Linked DNA regions of Mus musculus: region 2 is linked to region 1. A link is a loop called in an ENCODE intact Hi-C map of the cell type or tissue named here. Cell type or tissue: left cerebral cortex. All regions are shown on one strand. Each heading gives the region's core, and the rest is flanking DNA. Links, peaks and the distances in the headings are about the cores only. Region 1 overlaps 9930104L06Rik (RIKEN cDNA 9930104L06 gene). Region 2 holds the start of Gnl2 (guanine nucleotide binding protein-like 2 (nucleolar)).

The links. Hi-C counts contacts between places; a loop is a spot of excess contacts. Peaks named below come from ENCODE experiments on the same cell type or tissue, not always from the same donor. Only the 100,000 strongest peaks of a DNase experiment are listed, where the experiment ranks them.
Region 2: it touches region 1 in a loop (2.8-fold over the local background); 5 of 42 quality-filtered maps call a loop at or near these places.

The regions. Positions count from the first base shown.
Region 1 is chr4:124,938,537-124,946,402 of GRCm38, forward strand. 9930104L06Rik (RIKEN cDNA 9930104L06 gene) reads left to right here. Exons shown (of 5, transcript NM_177573.3): 2 at 1-181; 3 at 1,830-2,009; 4 at 3,817-3,935; 5 at 4,047-6,125. The coding sequence ends at 4,126. Among named protein-coding and RNA genes, the nearest start is that of 9930104L06Rik, 5.4 kb to the left of the region's middle. In left cerebral cortex, for the core only: a CTCF peak has its summit at 4,644 (motif pointing right); a DNase peak (open chromatin) is centred at 4,643.
Region 2 is chr4:125,025,000-125,032,865 of GRCm38, forward strand. Gnl2 (guanine nucleotide binding protein-like 2 (nucleolar)) reads left to right here and starts at 5,015. Exons shown (of 16, transcript NM_145552.2): 1 at 5,015-5,195. The coding sequence starts at 5,132. In left cerebral cortex, for the core only: no CTCF peak of the experiment used is centred there; DNase peaks (open chromatin) are centred at 4,373 and 5,006; H3K4me3 peaks cover 1,837 bases; H3K27ac peaks cover 1,339 bases.

The DNA.
Region 1 (7,866 bases), core at 1,539-6,538:
TGCAGGACTGCTCGCCCCTCCTGTCCTCTCTCAGTAACCTGGCTGAGCAGCTGCAAGCCGCACAGAGTCTGCGCTTTGAGGATGTGCCAGCCCTGCGTCCCTTTCCAGACTTACAGGAGCGGTTGAGGCGCAAGCAGCTGGAGGCTGGTGACGTTGTTCTGGACAAGCTAGCTGAGCGGCTGTAAGAGGCTCTGTTGTCCCCCTTTGTTGATGGACAGATCTTAATGCCGCATGGCATCCCAGCCTCAGTCAGGGGGTCCTACAGAAATCGACAAAAGCAAGTCAGGAGTAATCATGCTGGAGCTAAGTTGAATGTCTGTGAGTTCGAGGCCAGCCTGGACTACATTGTAAGACCATGCATGTCTTTAAAACAAAACAAAACAACCCAAATCAGGCCAGGTGTTTAATCTCAGCACTAAGGAGGCATATACAAGCAGATCTCTGAGTTCAAGGCCAGTCTGGTCTACATAGAGAGTTCCAAGGCAACCAGGGCTACACAGATAAACCCAGTCTCAAAATAAATAAGTAAGTAAACAAACAAATAAATAAAAATAACCCCAAACCAACTAAATAAATGGAAGAAATTACAAAAGCAGAAAAGAAGAGGGTGGCGAGGAGTGCAGCCCTCTTCTGTCGTTGTCCTTGGTGTACTGCAGTTCAGGGAGAGCTGGGAGTAAGGACTGTGTGTCCGGGACCTTGTACACCTCTGCCTTATACCTGTCTATGCACTTGGAAGCAAGAAAAGGGAAACTCAAACTGATTGTCCTGATCACAGAGTCCGTGAGAAATAGAGCCAGGAATCTGAAGTGGGCCTGCCACTTAAGCTGGGGCTTCTTACCACCACCTGGTTCTACACACAAGTGGATACATGTGTAACTAAGTAGCCCAAGAAACAGTAACAACACAGGTGTTACACAGATACTCTGTTTTCTGCTTTTTTTTTTTTTTTTTTTTTTTTTTTTGGTTTTTTTGGAGACAGGGTTTCTCTGTATAGTCCTGGCTGTCCTGGAACTCACTTTGTAGACCAGGCTGGCCTCGAACTCAGAAATCCGCCTGCCTCTGCCTCCTGAGTGCTGGGATTAAAGGTGTGCGCCACCACACCCGGCTTCTGCTTGTTCTTGATGTTAGTCATCGACTATAAGCAGGTCTTACACACTTGAGGATTTTGGATTGTTTCCTGTTTTTACACCATAAGCCACAGTAGGATATTTAGAGCTAGCGTTCTGGGCTAGAGGATCCCTTGTCCATTGGGAAGTTGCAGCCTTTGTTTTAGTGATGGGTTCCTTAGAGTCAGCATTCGAATACTATGTAGCCACTGCCAAAGGCACTTTACACACATCATAGTATTTATCTTTCCAGTGACAATTCATTCACTGATTGTGTGTTTGCTGTTCTTGGGAAACACAGTGAGCAATGAAGCCTTTATGCACAGGGGAAATAACTCACATTCTCAAGCAGTCTGTGCATGTCGAGCCCACATTGCCATTGAAGAACTGGCCAGACAAGGGCAGTTAAGATGGCTCCTGGGGTAGAGGCACTTGCCGTGTAAGCCTGATGACCTGGGTTCAATCCACGGGCCCATGGAAAGGTGGAAGGACAGAGTGGATGCCACAAAGTAGCCCTCTGATCTCCAAGCATACTCTGTCATGTGCATGCCCTTCCCTCATACTAAATTAACAAGGGTATAGCTCAGTGGTAGACCGCTTCCCTAACACGTCTAAGGGTTTGAGTCCCCTCTGAAACAAAACTTAACAGGACAGTAGTGGTTTGAGAAGGCTTACCCCCTATCTTTTTTTAGGATACTGCCTAACACCCTCCTTTTCCCACAGAGCCACCCTCCTCAAGGTCCGTAACACCATCAACAGCCACGTGGAGCAGGTGTTTCAGGCCTACGAGCAGCATGCGGCTGTGCTAGACATTGACACCGTCCTGCGCCCCTCAGTTGTGAGCCCCTCTGTGGCTGACATGTTGGAGTGGCTGCAGGACATCGACAGACATTATGGAAGCTCATATCCTTCGAGTGCTTCCTGACTGACTGCCCAGAGCCGCCCCTAGAGGCTGCAGCAGGTGCAGACTTCACAGGGTCAGCAGGCTGTATAATTCACAGGGTCAGCAGGCTGTATAATTCACAGGGTCAGCAGGCTGTATAATTCACGGGGTCAGCAGGCTGTATAATTCACGGGGTCAGCAGGCTGTATAATTCACGGGGTCAGCAGGCTGTATAATTCACGGGGTCAGCAGGCTGTATAATTCACGGGGTCAGCAGGCTGTATAATTCACGGGGTCAGCAGGCTGTATAATTCACGGGGTCAGCAGGCTGTATAATTCACGGGGTCAGCAGGCTGTATAATTCACGGGGTCAGCAGGCTGTATAATTCACGGGGTCAGCAGGCTGTATAATTCACGGGGTCAGCAGGCTGTATAATTCGTTGCAGTTCTCTAGTGCTCAGACTTGGATTCTTCTTGCACTTGTCTTTTGTTAACTAGTCATTCCTTAGAGTTTATTTATCTGCTAGGCACTACTCTTAAGTGCTGGGAGCAGGCATAAAAAGGGGGACTGCATAGTGTCAGATGTGGTGAGTGTTAAATAAGGCAGAGAAGGTGAGGGGGAATGTGATTTTAATAGTGTGGTCAGTGCAGGGACCCATGAGGCAGTGACATCCTGAGACAATGATGCTCACAGCATTTGAGCCAAGTTTGCAAGAGGGAAGGAATGAGCCATGTGGGTGTTTGGAAGAAGAGTGGTCCAGGCAGAGGCTACATGGCGTGAGCTTGTCTGGTACATGTAAGAACTGCCATAAAGCCAGTGGGGGCAAGGGCAGGGCAGGGCCGGGCAGGAGGAGAGTGACAGAGGGCCTTGATTTTTGAGAAGGATCTTGAAGGTTTTGGCTGTTACTCTGAAGTCAAAGTTCTCAGAAGCTTTAAGCAGAACCATGTGGTCAAGGCCTGTGCTTAACAGTGCTGTGTTCTGAAGAACAGTTGGCATGGCGGGAAGCAAGCCTGAGAGCAGGAAATTAGCCGCAGTCCTGACCTTTTCTCCATTCGTGCCCATGGCTGTCATCTGACCCTGGTTTTGCTCCTGGTCTTGAGTCTCAGTTTCCTGTGCTGCCTCCAGCTGGCTCGCTTAGTGAACTCCAAATTCAAGTTTAAAGCTGAACATGGACCAGCAATGCCCACTGTGTTACTGATTTTCATGTTGTGATTAATATCGAACACGAAGCAGGACAGACAGATTTATTTCAGGTCATAGCTGAGGGATATGTCCGTCACGGAGGGAAGCGCACAGAGACAGGAGCTTAAGCCACTGGTCACATTGCGCCTGCATCAGGACGCAGGGACTGCTGACTGCTGGCGCTCTGTTCACTTTCTGTTCATTCTGGGACCCCGGCCTGTGGACTGACACCGTCCACATTCAGAGGAGTCCTCCCACTTCAGTTAAACCTTTCTAGAGACAACATCACAGATGCAACCTGTATCATGTTTCCATGACGATTCTAAATCCAGACAAGTTGACAAAGGAGATTGTCACCCAATCTAGATATGTAGGGACGATCTTCCTCCTGTCCCTCTGTTTCCTATTATAACTGCAATAGTGGTACTAGGTGTGCTAGTGGCGCCGCTAACCCTGATATCGCTAAGCACTGCCATAGGCTAGGCGCTGGAGGCCCTGGTTGGCTCTACTCTCCTGCCTTGATTTCTAATCACATTACTGAGATGGACCACATTCAACAGTAGTCCCATAAGAGCATATGACCTAGTGACACAGATATCTTGTAAGTTCCTTTTTCTTCTGAGCAGTCCTTAACTTCTGGGAAGGTACCTGAAGAGAAAGTACCTCCTCTCCTCCATCCACTGGGGAGACTTGGCCAGCATCCAAGCACTGCCCAAGGCCTGGGACCAGATTTCAGAAAATGAGTGCCAAACTCTTGTGTCAGGTACTGGTGTCCGTCAGTCCTGTGCTGCCTCTCTGGAGAGGTTAGACACACCCCCTCCGTGCTCTTGGGCCTTGATAAACCTGATGCTTTGTCCCTTGCTTCCTGTTCTAGATGTCCTGGTGAGTGTCTCCTTCTTCCTGGAGGAGCCAGGAGGCTGTGCAGCGTCTGGAGATCTGGAGCACCACAGCTGAGGGCTGCCATTGCTACACTAGGCTATTTCTAAGTGAGGGTCAGCATTGCTACCTGACTCACTGGAATAGCAGTGCCTAGGACTTCTCCGTGCTAGGCCATGGCCAAGGGTCCATGACAGCTGCACCTATGACTCTGAGAAGCAGATAGAGGCTGAGGAGACAGGAAAGGCAGTGCTGATAAACAGTGTCCACCAAGGCAGGAAAGGGCAGAATGCAAGGTTGTGTGGCCACCGCTGCCTATGTCATCTGAACCATAGTCTCTGGTTGGCTCAGGTCCTGATTCTGTGTGTGTCAGTATCTGAGTCCTTAATGGCTTAAAGATAGGAGTGGGTCTGGGAGTCCAGGGCGGGAGCAGTGTGTGTGTCTGGGGGGAGGGGGAAAGTTGGGGGACAAAGTCAATCACCTGCAAAACCCCAAAAAGGAAAGGACTGAAGAAAAGGGAACTTTTAAAATGTTTACTCCTTCACCGAAGCTCATTATGAAGCCAGTTTCCATTTCCAAAGTCAGCCACCAGGGGGCGATGGTGCAGCGTGAGCGGTTCTGAATGCCTTGTTCTTGAGGGAGGTCCCCTGTTGCTGTTAAAAGCCACTGAGGTGTCTGTGGGGAGCTGGGTATCCCACCCAGGACTAGGGAGGCAAAGACAGGTGGGTCTTTGTGATTTTGAGATCACCTTGGTCTCTATAGCTCCAGGTCAACCAAGGCCACATACTGAGACTGTCTCAAAAAGGAAGACAAAAAGGTAAAGGGACCTTGCATTGGCCACGGTCTTCTGAGTTTGGGGTAACCGGCCAGGGGAGGGAATGCCGGCTGTGATGGTTGGTTTTTATGGTCCACTTGACAAAGCCACCTCGGAAGGGAGTCTCAGTGAGGAATGTTCTAGATTTGGTTGGCTTGCAGACATGCAAGATTTTCTTAACTGAGGTGAGAAGACCCATCCTGAATGTGAGTGGCAGCATTTCATGGGCTGGAGCCAGGATCAAAGGAGAAAGAGCAGGCTAAGCACTTAGCAGGCATTCACCTTTGATGGTGAGTATGCTGTGACCAGCAGCTGCTTCAGGTTCCTGCCACTGACTCTCCTGTAGTAATGGATTCTAACTTCAAATTATAAGCCCAATATCTGCCAATAGGTGTTATCATGTTTTAGGGTTCTCTAAAGGAACAGGACTAGTGATAACATGAATGAATATAAAGAGAGAGTACTGAGGGCAGCAAGAGTGAGGGCCGGCGTACCTAAAGCAAAAGCTTTCTTCTTCCATATGATGATATGTGGACTCCCACCACAGGGTGTGGCCCAGATATGGGGTGGGTCCTACCCCCGAATGATCCAGATTTAGAGTGGGTCTTCCCACCTCAAATGATCCAATCAAGAAAGCCCTCACAGGCCTGCCTAGTTGCTTGAGTCTTAGTTGATTCCAGATGTCAAGTTGACAGCAAAGATTAGCTATCACATGCAGTGCCGGGAAAGAGACTGAGAGGCAGCCTGGAGTGGTGCCGACCCTTGCCTTCTGTGCCACAGCCACTGCTCGGGGGTCTCAGCTTCCCATGTGCTCTACGAGTCAGGGCTGCCGTGTACAGGGCGTAGTGCAGAGAATGGGTTTATTTTAGCTTTTGATTTTACAAGATTGGGTTTCTCTGTGTAGCCCTGGCTGTCCTGGAACTCACTCTAAACCAGGCTGATCTCAAAGATCCACCTGCCTCTGCCTCCTGAGTACTAGGATCAAAGGCATGCGCCACCACCACCCACCCAGCTAAGGATGGAGACTTTTAAAAAGAAAGTGGCTTTGTTTTCTTACTATATTTTTTGTTTTCAATTAAAGAAAAAATTTAAATACAGAAAAGTATAATGTAAAACCCACCCTAATATTTTGATCTGTATCCCTTTACTGTTCTTCACAAATTTCAAAACAAAGACATTGACACAAACTCATTGTTTCTAAATTTGTGGATAGTTGGACATCTGTAAATAAGTCAATAAAACTGTACTATATAGGCTATATGACATTTGGTAAATATATTACTTTTTTTTGCTCTTTATGCATGTTTGTGTATATGCATGCATGCTAATGTATGTGAGCATATGTGCATGTATGTGTGTGGTAACCAGAGGATGACTTTAGATGTCATCCTTAGGAGTGCCATCCTCCCCCTTTGCGGCAGAGTCTCTCATTGGCTTTGAACTTACCAGTTAAACTATCCTGGCTGGCCAGTGAGCTAGGGGATCCTCTCCCTCCACCTCCCCAGTTCTGGGATTGCCACAGCAACTAATGATCTTCCTCAGCCTCTCTAATGCCAGAGTTAGAGGTGTGCCACTGTGCCCGCTGTTAGTACTGAGCCCTATGCTGAGCCCTGGGTATAGAAATGAAAGAAAGCCACTGGGAGTATTATAGTTCGACAGGATATTTTTTTTTAATGTGTATGAGTGTTTTGCCTGCATATATGTCTGTAAACCATTTGTGTGCCTGGTGCTAACTAAGGCCAGTAGAGGGCATCCTGATGCTAGCCTCCAAGGTCTATTCCCTTATTTGGCCACTTCCTCCAAATAAGGCTGACCACCAGGGTCAAGCTATCAAAGTATTGAAGTCCAGCAATCAAATGCCCCCTTTGGCTCACCTAATTAACCTGTCCAATTAAAATTAAACACCTAATCCTAACCCAGTATTTTCCCTTGGCCTTTAGAAACTGCCATTTTCCTGTGGGCCACATCTGTCTCCTCTCTATCCAGAAGCAGTTGTCTATCCTCTGGGACAAATATCCCTTCCCCGCTCCCTTGTTCTCTGCCCTTCCCCTCTTCCTTGTCCTCTGTCTCCTGTCTTTGCCTCTTATTCGCCACCCTCCTTTGTGCTGAGAACTTGGTCCTGGAGGTCCTGGGGTGATAATGACCTTTTACACTCATCTTAGCTGGGCGGTGGTGGCGCACGCCTTTAATCCCAGCACTTGGGAGGCAGAGGCAGGCGAATTTCTGAGTTCGAGGCCAGCCTGGTCTACAGAGTGAGTTCCAGGACAGCCAGGGCTACACAGAGAACCCCTGTCTCGGAAAAACAAAACAAAACAATACACTCATCTTGTCGGTATGGGTCTGTTTCTGATGAGGCCTCAGGTAATGCTAATGCTGGTGGTCTAGGGATTGTAAAGAATCTGATTCTGATTTGTATTATAAAGTAACAGAATGAGTACAGGTGAGGTCAAAAGCACCGAGGGAGAAGAGAGGCGCTGACTGCATGGGGACCACTTGAAGAGTGCCATTGTGTGCTGGCACCGTGCGTGTTACATTTACTCCCAGAGCCTGGCACCTTAATACAATTCAGAGCAACAGCTGTGTAGAGTTCCTAGGATGGGATGGTAAGGTCCCACCTGTGAGGGCAGCTTGGCCCAGATTGGGTAGAATCTTGAGTTTTTACTTAACCGTTTGTATTGGGGGTGAGGGGCCAGAGGAGATGGCTTTCAGTAAAGAGAGTAGGCACAGTAAAGTGAGTAGGCACAGGGACCTGAGTGTCCTTGGCACTCACACTAAAGCCAGGTGCAGTATCATGCACCTGTAATCTCAGGCCAGCGGAGGGGATTGGATCCCTGGAACTCGGGTTACAGATGACTATAAGCTGCCATGTGGGTGCTGGGAACTGAACTTGGGTCCTCTGCTAAAGCAGCAAGTGCTTTTAACTACTAAGCCCTCTCTCTAGTCCCTAAAGTGCTATCTTCCTGATTATTATTTTAGACTTAAGATCTAAAATAAGTGTGATTTA
Region 2 (7,866 bases), core at 1,723-6,722, 87 kb after region 1:
GTACCTTGTTGGGTTTTCTGTACCGTTGGGAGTGGACGCTGGGGCTTTGCACATGCTTAGCAGACACTACTCTCTGAGCTACGTCTCCAGTTCTCTCTCCATTTGTTTGTTTGCTTGATTGGAAATAAGGTTCCTTTCTTATCTTCTGGCTGGCTATGTATTCACAGCAATCTTCCTGCTTCAGCCTTCTGACTTCTGGGATTCTGGACCTGCAGCACCTGGCTCATCTGAGGGTGCAACTTCCCCCAGCAGCTGGGAATCTGCTGTCATTGAGAGACCTAAAGGGACTGAGTGAGGAGTCTCTGTGGCAGCTCAATTTGTGAGGTACAAGCCGACAAGCTGGCACTAATTACGAGCTAATGGCCTTACAGTGGAGCATTGCCAATGGATAAGGATCCTGGGCTGTGGAGTAAACACAGACCCTTGGGGCAGATCCAAGACAGATTTTCAGAGGACACTAGCACCCACTCCAGCCTTTTCCACCTCAGCTTTGCTGGAGAAAACGACAGGATGCAAGACTGCTGAAGAGGAAACCCGGTCTTGCTGGGCTGGCTTCTGGTCAGGTTATCAGGGAGCCACAAGGTAACTTTCAGGGGAGGGTTTGCTTTTCAGAGCTAAAACTTCTGTTAGGGGTTGCAGATGTGAGTCTGTCAACAGAGTGCTTGACTGGCAGTCCCAAGTCCTGGTTTTCATCCCCAGCATGGCATAAACCAGGCATGGTACATAGTATGCCTCTAATCCCAAAGCATCGGGGGTGGGCACAGTAGAGGCATGAGAACCAGAAACTCTGGGTCAGACTGGAGAGATGGCTCAGCGGTTAAGAGCACTGACTGCTCTTCCAAAGGTCCTGAATTCAATTCCCAGCAACCACATGGTGTCTCACAACCATCTGTAATGGGATCCAATGCCCTCTTCTGGTGTGCCTGAAGAGAGCAACAGTGTATTCACATATATAAAATAAATAAATCTGAAGAAGAAAGGAAGAAGAAGAAGAAGGAGGAGGAGGAGGAGGAGGAGGAGGAGAAGGAGAAGAAGGAGAAGGAGAAGAAGAAGAAGAAGAAGAAGAAGAAGAAGAAGAAGAAGAAGAAGAAGAAGAAAAGAGGAAGAAAAGAAGAAGAAGAAGAAGAAGAAGATGAAGAAGAAGAAGAAGAAGAAGAAGAAGAAGAAGAAGAAGAAGAAGAAGAAGAAGAAGAAGAAGAAGAAGAAGAAGAAGAAGAAGAAGAATTAGCAGTAGTAGTTCAGGTCATCCTTAGCTCCATGCCTAGGCTATATGAGATCCAGTATCAACAAAACAATAACAACAAAAAGAGGAAAACATCCCAATATACAAGAGTCACTAGGGTAGCTAGGAATATTGCTTTAGTAGTCGAGTGTTTAACAAGCATGGATAAGGCCCTATGCTATGTGCAATCCCTAGTATCATTCGGGGTAGTGGGACATGGCTGTGTAGCTCAGTGGTAGACACTTGCCTAGCATGCTGACGGCCCCAGTTTGACCCTAGTGCTGGAGGGGAAAATAGATCATTAAAAGGTAGGTTATTAGCCGGGCATGGTGGCACACACCTTTAATCCCAGCACTCAGGAGGCAGATGCAGGTGGATTTCTGAGTTCAAGGCCAGCCTGGTCTACAGCCAAGGCTACACAGAAAAACCCTATCTGGAAAAAACAAACAAACAAAAAAGGTAGGTTATTTTTTACATTTGAGCCCCTATCTTTAATCAAGTGGGAGCTGGGGAGAGGTTCAAGAGGCTGCATTTTTAACACCCCCCCGCCCAGTGATTTTGATGCCAGTGGTCCTCAGACCACTCTGAAAAATGTCTTCCTTAGAAGCATCTGCTTTTACCCACCGGACATCAACGACAAGATAAAAGTGAGGCCAGGCTTCTCTGCTGCCTGTGAGAACAGCAGCATACAGCCAAGGCTTGTTCCAGAAAAGAGGCATGGTCTCTGAGGGATTCTCCCCATCCATCGAGACCCGTGGCTACAAGCCAGAGGATTTCAGAGGATGAGGTGCTAATCCGGGTCTGGAGAGAGAGAGAGAGAGAGAGAGAGAGAGAGAGAGAGAGAGAGAGCAAGCATTGCTTCTGCACGCTATGGACTGAGTCTGCAATGTGTTCATGTACCATAAACTTGAGGAACCACCCTGCAAGCTTTCAGGTCGTTAAATCCTTCTCTGTTGTATGTGGTCTATGAGTATGGCAGAATGTATGGAGAACTGTGTTCCTGCGGGTGTCTTGCCTCCTCTAGTTGCCTGGCATTAAGGAGAAAAAAAAATGAGTGAAATATAGTCACTGTATTATAACTGTGGGAAGTAGATTAGTCGAAGCGCAAGGGTAACGTGAGTGTAACTGGCCTCTGTCAGGCACTTCATCTGCTGGTAGGACGGAGGATGGTTGTCAGGCTCAGCAAATGCTGTTTGAAGGGTTGATAGGTCAGGCTGTAAAAGTAGATGGGAAATTTGTACAGTGAACATAAGCAGGGTAGGTGAGTAGAAGAGAAACAACCCACCATATCATCTGGGAAAATAAAACTCTTTGGCAAGACTTCATAACAGCCTGATTCAAAATTTCATAATGAAATTATGTCTCTGATCAAAGCCTGCATGAGCTCATGAGCTGATTTTTGCCATTCGTGTTTATTCTGGTTTGCACCAAGTTGAAGCATCAGAAACACATTAATCTAATCTTCTTTCTGGGAGGAGGCTCTTGTACCCTCATCTGGGGATCAAAGGGATGGAGGATTGCAAGGAGGATCTTTAGCCCCTCACTGAATGTGCACTTTTGATTGGTTCTTTGAGTCCCCTTAGGCACATATGAGGGGTAGGGCCTTCCTAGGAGAGTTGAGTCTCCTGACACTTGCCCTTGAGGCAAGAAAAGCAAAGTTTAAGAAGGGAAAGAGACTCCCATCTCTCCTCTGGACACAGTCTGCTTTTGCTCTAGAAAGAATATTTCGGGGTTTGTTTGTTTTAGACTCAGAGAAGCGCTCAACTGTACCTCTTTCAACTGGAGCGCTTCACCACAGGTTTTCTTCTTACAAAATGAACTCAGATCCAATGGCCCCACACTTCTCATGGATCTTACTCAATCAGCATTTTTCTGGTCCTTCTCGAAGGCACACAGATAGGCACTCCTGTCAACTCAAGTCCCAACAGAAAAGGCACTTGGTTGAAATCTGGGAAACAGAATTCCCTGGGTCTCATGGGGCCCTTTAGACAAGAGGTACCCCCCCCCCACCTCTGTCCTTATTCATCCAAGAAAGATTTAGTAAGGCCTTATTTTATGTCAGATGCCTGTTCAAAGTGTTTTTAATTTTTAAGCCCAGGGGACCTTTACATACTTAACTGCACCTTTGTGACAGTCTCTCTCTCTCTCTCTCTCTCTCTCAAGATAATGTCTCAGAGGGCTGTGGTGGCACACCGCCACACTGGAAGTGGCACACACTTTAATCCCAGCACTCTGGAGGCCAGCATGGACTACAGAGTGAGTTCCAGGGCAGCTAGGGCTACAAAAAGGAACCCTATCTCAAAACACAAGCAAACAAACAAACAAAAAGATAATGTCTTTTTCTACAGTTTGGCTTGTATCTTCCTATATAGCCCAGGCTAGACTAGCCTTGAACTCACGGCAGATAGTCTAACCTCAAATGCTGAGGTTAGAGGCTCATGCCAACACACTCAGCTTTGTTACGTTCTGGGGACACGGAGGTGAATAACGTACCTGATTTCCATTTTCCTAAGCTTATGGCCTAGACCCAAGAAAGCAGCCAATGCTCTTGTGAACAGAGTCATTTCGGGTAGTGGCATGTGCCGTGAAGTGAGGTGGGATGGAATAACAGGAAGAGAGTGGCTGACTTAAATCAGTAACTCAGCAAATACTTCTGCCAAAGGAGCTGCTGCCAGATAGATCAAGAGAATGTAGTTCCATTTAAAAACAAGTGAACAGTGAAAAAAATCTTTTGGTGTAGGGTCTCTCTATGTAGCTCAAGCTGGATTTGAACTTGTGACAATCCTCCTGCCTTAGCCTCTCAAGTATATCATGTTTCCTTAGATCCTTTAAGTTATCCTAAACGATGATTGGAATATAAGCTAGAAAGTGTGTTTATTTATTTTTAACCTGAAATTCAAATTTCACTGTCTTGTATTTTTTTTCTTGATGTTCTCCTCCCCCCCTCCTGCTTCCCCCTCCTCCTCCTCCTCCCCCTCCTCCTGCTCCTACTCCTACTCCTCCACCTTCTTGGAGACAAGTCATGCTATATAATGTGGACAAGTCTGGAACTCCTTCCTCTGCCTTTTGAGCATTGGTATTATAGGTGTGTGTCACCATGCTGATGAATTTGCTAGTGTTTGCAATCCTATGGATAGAGGATATTTGAGCAGGAACTGACCAGAAGGAACCAGCGATGCCGATTCAGGGAATGTGTGATCAAACAGAGCAACATTCAGTGTAAATGTCAGAAGAGGGAGAAATGAGGTCAGAGGAACGGAGCCAGATCACAAGTTTTGTAGGGATTGGAAGGAGTTTGAATCTGTCTCTCTTTGCGATAATAAACCATTGGAGAATTTAAAATCTCTCTCTCTCTCTCTCTCTGTCTCTCTCTCTCTCTCTCTCTCTCTCTCTCTGTCTCTCTCTCTGTCTCTCTGTCTCTCTCTCTTTCTTTCAAGCTGAGGCTTGAATCCAAAGTCTGTTGTTACTAAAAACTGCTCTACTCCAGCCTAAAATTTAAAGGCAGGTATGACCTGTTCTGATATTTGCCCGCTCTTGCTGGAACACTTTTAGAAAGGTTCAGAGGGCAAATTCCCATCAGCTCATGCACTGGGCCGAGAACAGGCTTCTCTCTTTTTCTCTTTCTCTCTTTTTCTCACTAAACCCAGGACTGCCCGGTGCCCTGGACGTTGCTATGGAAGGGACGCTTGACGGTTGCTAGACCCGGGGGAGGCGGGAGCAGGACAGAGGCGGAGCCGGGTCAGCCTTAGGCAAGCGCCGCGCGCTCTCAGGAAGTCGCGTAGCGCGAGCGGAAGTGACGTCGCGCGTGTTCAGGGTCCAACGTGCTTCACACAGGACGCTTTCCCGGCTGGGAAGTCGTGAAGTGGTTTACCTCGCGAGTAGCAGAGCGGTGTCGGTACTGTCGTCAGGATGGTGAAGCCCAAGTACAAAGGACGGAGCACCATCAACCGCTCGGCGGCCAGCACCAACCCAGGTACGGCGGACCGGGCGGGACCAGGCCGCAGGAGCCGTCGGGGACGGAGGAAGGCCCGTTCCGGCCTGGGCGGCGGACCCGAGGTCTAGGCACCTGCTCTAAAGTTGGGGGATGAGTCACGCCAGCCTCTGGCAGCCCCGAGGCCTCTCAGGAGGAGGTGTAGAGAAAGGCAAGTTAAAAGTGGGCTAGGGTCCTGGAGTCCTGGCACATGCCTGTCATCCCAGCACTTAGGAAGCTGAGGCAGAGGGGATCACGAGTTAGTGGCTATCTGGACTACAGGGTACAGACTGAAGACACAGAGTGGAGTAGGTTGGCCCAGGTGGCATTTTACCCTTAACCATAGCATTCGTGCCACCTTAGCTTTGACCGTGGAATCAGACCATGCATAAGCAACACTTCAGGTAAATATAGTGATTTCAATAGAGGTGGTTTTGAGATACGAGAAATTCCCATCTACAGGGCAAACAAAACAGGCTTTCGAGGAGTCCCTCCCACTTTGATTTAGCTACTAAAACTGTGTTTAAATATGGGTTAGTCATAGAGGGGCTTGGTGACGCATCCCTGTAGTTCCCAATACTGGGAAGGCAGGACAGACAGATCTCTTGTGAATTCGAGGCCAGCCTGGTCTGCATAGTGAGACTGTCTCAAACTGGTGGGGGGAAAAATTAGGTATACTCTTGTCTCCGTAAGGCTGCAAGGATAGCTGACTTCTGTATCTCCTTGTAATTTGCATAATTAGGGTTTTGATTAGATTTTTTTAAAAAAATGATGAAAACACTCAGAGACTGGAGAGAACATGGGGAGAATAAGAGCTCACTCGTACTGCTGTTGCAGGAGGACCAGAGTTCAATTCCAGTTCAATCAGCTCTCACCTACCTGGAAGTTCAACTCCAAGGGGAATCTGATACCTCTGGCCTTCAAGGCATCTACCCACATATATCCGTATAATGTTTAGTACTGTGTATGTAGCAGTACTAAAGGAGAACATGCAGGAAAGTTGCTGCGTTACTTTGTGATCTTTTATAACTGTATTAAGTCACATAATACCATGCATTTGGAAGATTCACTTGGGATTGGTTGGTGATTAGTGTGATGATGTTTCTAAGCAGGGGTTAAGTTTATCAACAGCTGAAAAATGTAGACGGAAACCTTGAGGGTTGGTAGGAAGAGGGACTCAGGAAAAGGATAGGTAGCCAGATGTGTGTGGGCCGACTTCTCAGGAGAGCCCTCCAGGGGTTTAGTTTGATTTTGGGTTCTCTCTTAAAATTTAGAGTGGGAGGGGCTGGAGAGATGGCTCAGGGGTTAAGAACGCTGGCTGTTCTTGCAGGGGACCTGCAGTGATTCCCAGCACCCATGATACAGACGACCATCTATCTGTAACTCCAGTTCCAAGAGATCTGCCACCCACTTCTGGCCTTCACTGACACGCTGTGTGTGTTTAGTGCAGAGACATGTGGGCAGGATATGGTATTACATATTATACTTACATATGAAGTATAAATAAATAAAATTATTAAAAATTTAGGACAAGAGAATTAGTTATGAATTCACAAAGAGGGTTTCTAGATATGCTGCTTCTAACCTCAGAAGCTGTGGGAATCAGTCCTATAAGCCATGATTTGTGTGAAATTTAACCCAACTTTTAGAACCCATCATCATCTCTTGAAAGTTAAGACAGGTGGTGGCTCACATCTTTAATCCCAGTACCTGGGAGGCAGAGGCAGGTGGATCTCAGTGAGTTTGAGGCCAGCCTGGTCTACAGAGTGAGTTCCAGGACAGCCAGGGCTACACAGAGAAACCCTATCTTGAAAAACCAAACCAAAAAAAAAAAAGACTAAAAATATTTTCTTTTTAAAAATATTTATTTACTTTATATTTGAGTTTTGCCTACATAATATGTACACTCTGTTTGCTCCTATAGATGGTTGTGAGCCACCTTGTAGGTGCTGGGAATTAAACCCAGGTCCTCTGCAAAAATAGCAAGTTCTCTTAACTGCCAAACCATCTCTCTGGCCTACTCCTTTAATTTATTTTTAGATAGGGTCTCAGTTTGTTGCCTCTGACTCAACGTTTGGCCAAGGATATCTTCTAGCTTTTTTTTTTTTTTTTTTAAGATTTATTTTATATATATGAGTACACTGTAGCTTCTTCAGACACACCAAAAGAGGACATCAGATTCCATTACAGATGGTTGCAAGCCACCATGTGGTTGCTGGGAATTGAACTCAGGACCTACTGGAAAAGCAGTCAGTGCTCTTAATCACCGAGCCATCTCTCTAGTCCCTGTTTTCTAACTTCTAATCCTTGCTTCTAGTGCTGGAATTAGTGGCTGTGCCACAATGGCTGGTTTGTGCAGTGCTAGGGATCACACACAGGGCTTTGGAGTGCTAGGCAAGCATTCTACCCATTTAACTACATGGCTATTGTGGACATAGTAGTGGTTACACTTTTTAAAGATGGATATTGATTTTATGTAACCAATGTAGATTATGACTAAGGATTAAAAATTAAATGGCAGCCAGACATGGTGATGCACACATATTCCCTATTTTTAGAGAAATAAAAGCACCAGAAGTCTAAAAATTCAGTTTGTATAAGACTGAATGAGAACCTTAATGTTTGATATTCCAAAGTCCCTTTTACTTTCTTCATTCTGGAGCAAGGCAAGTTA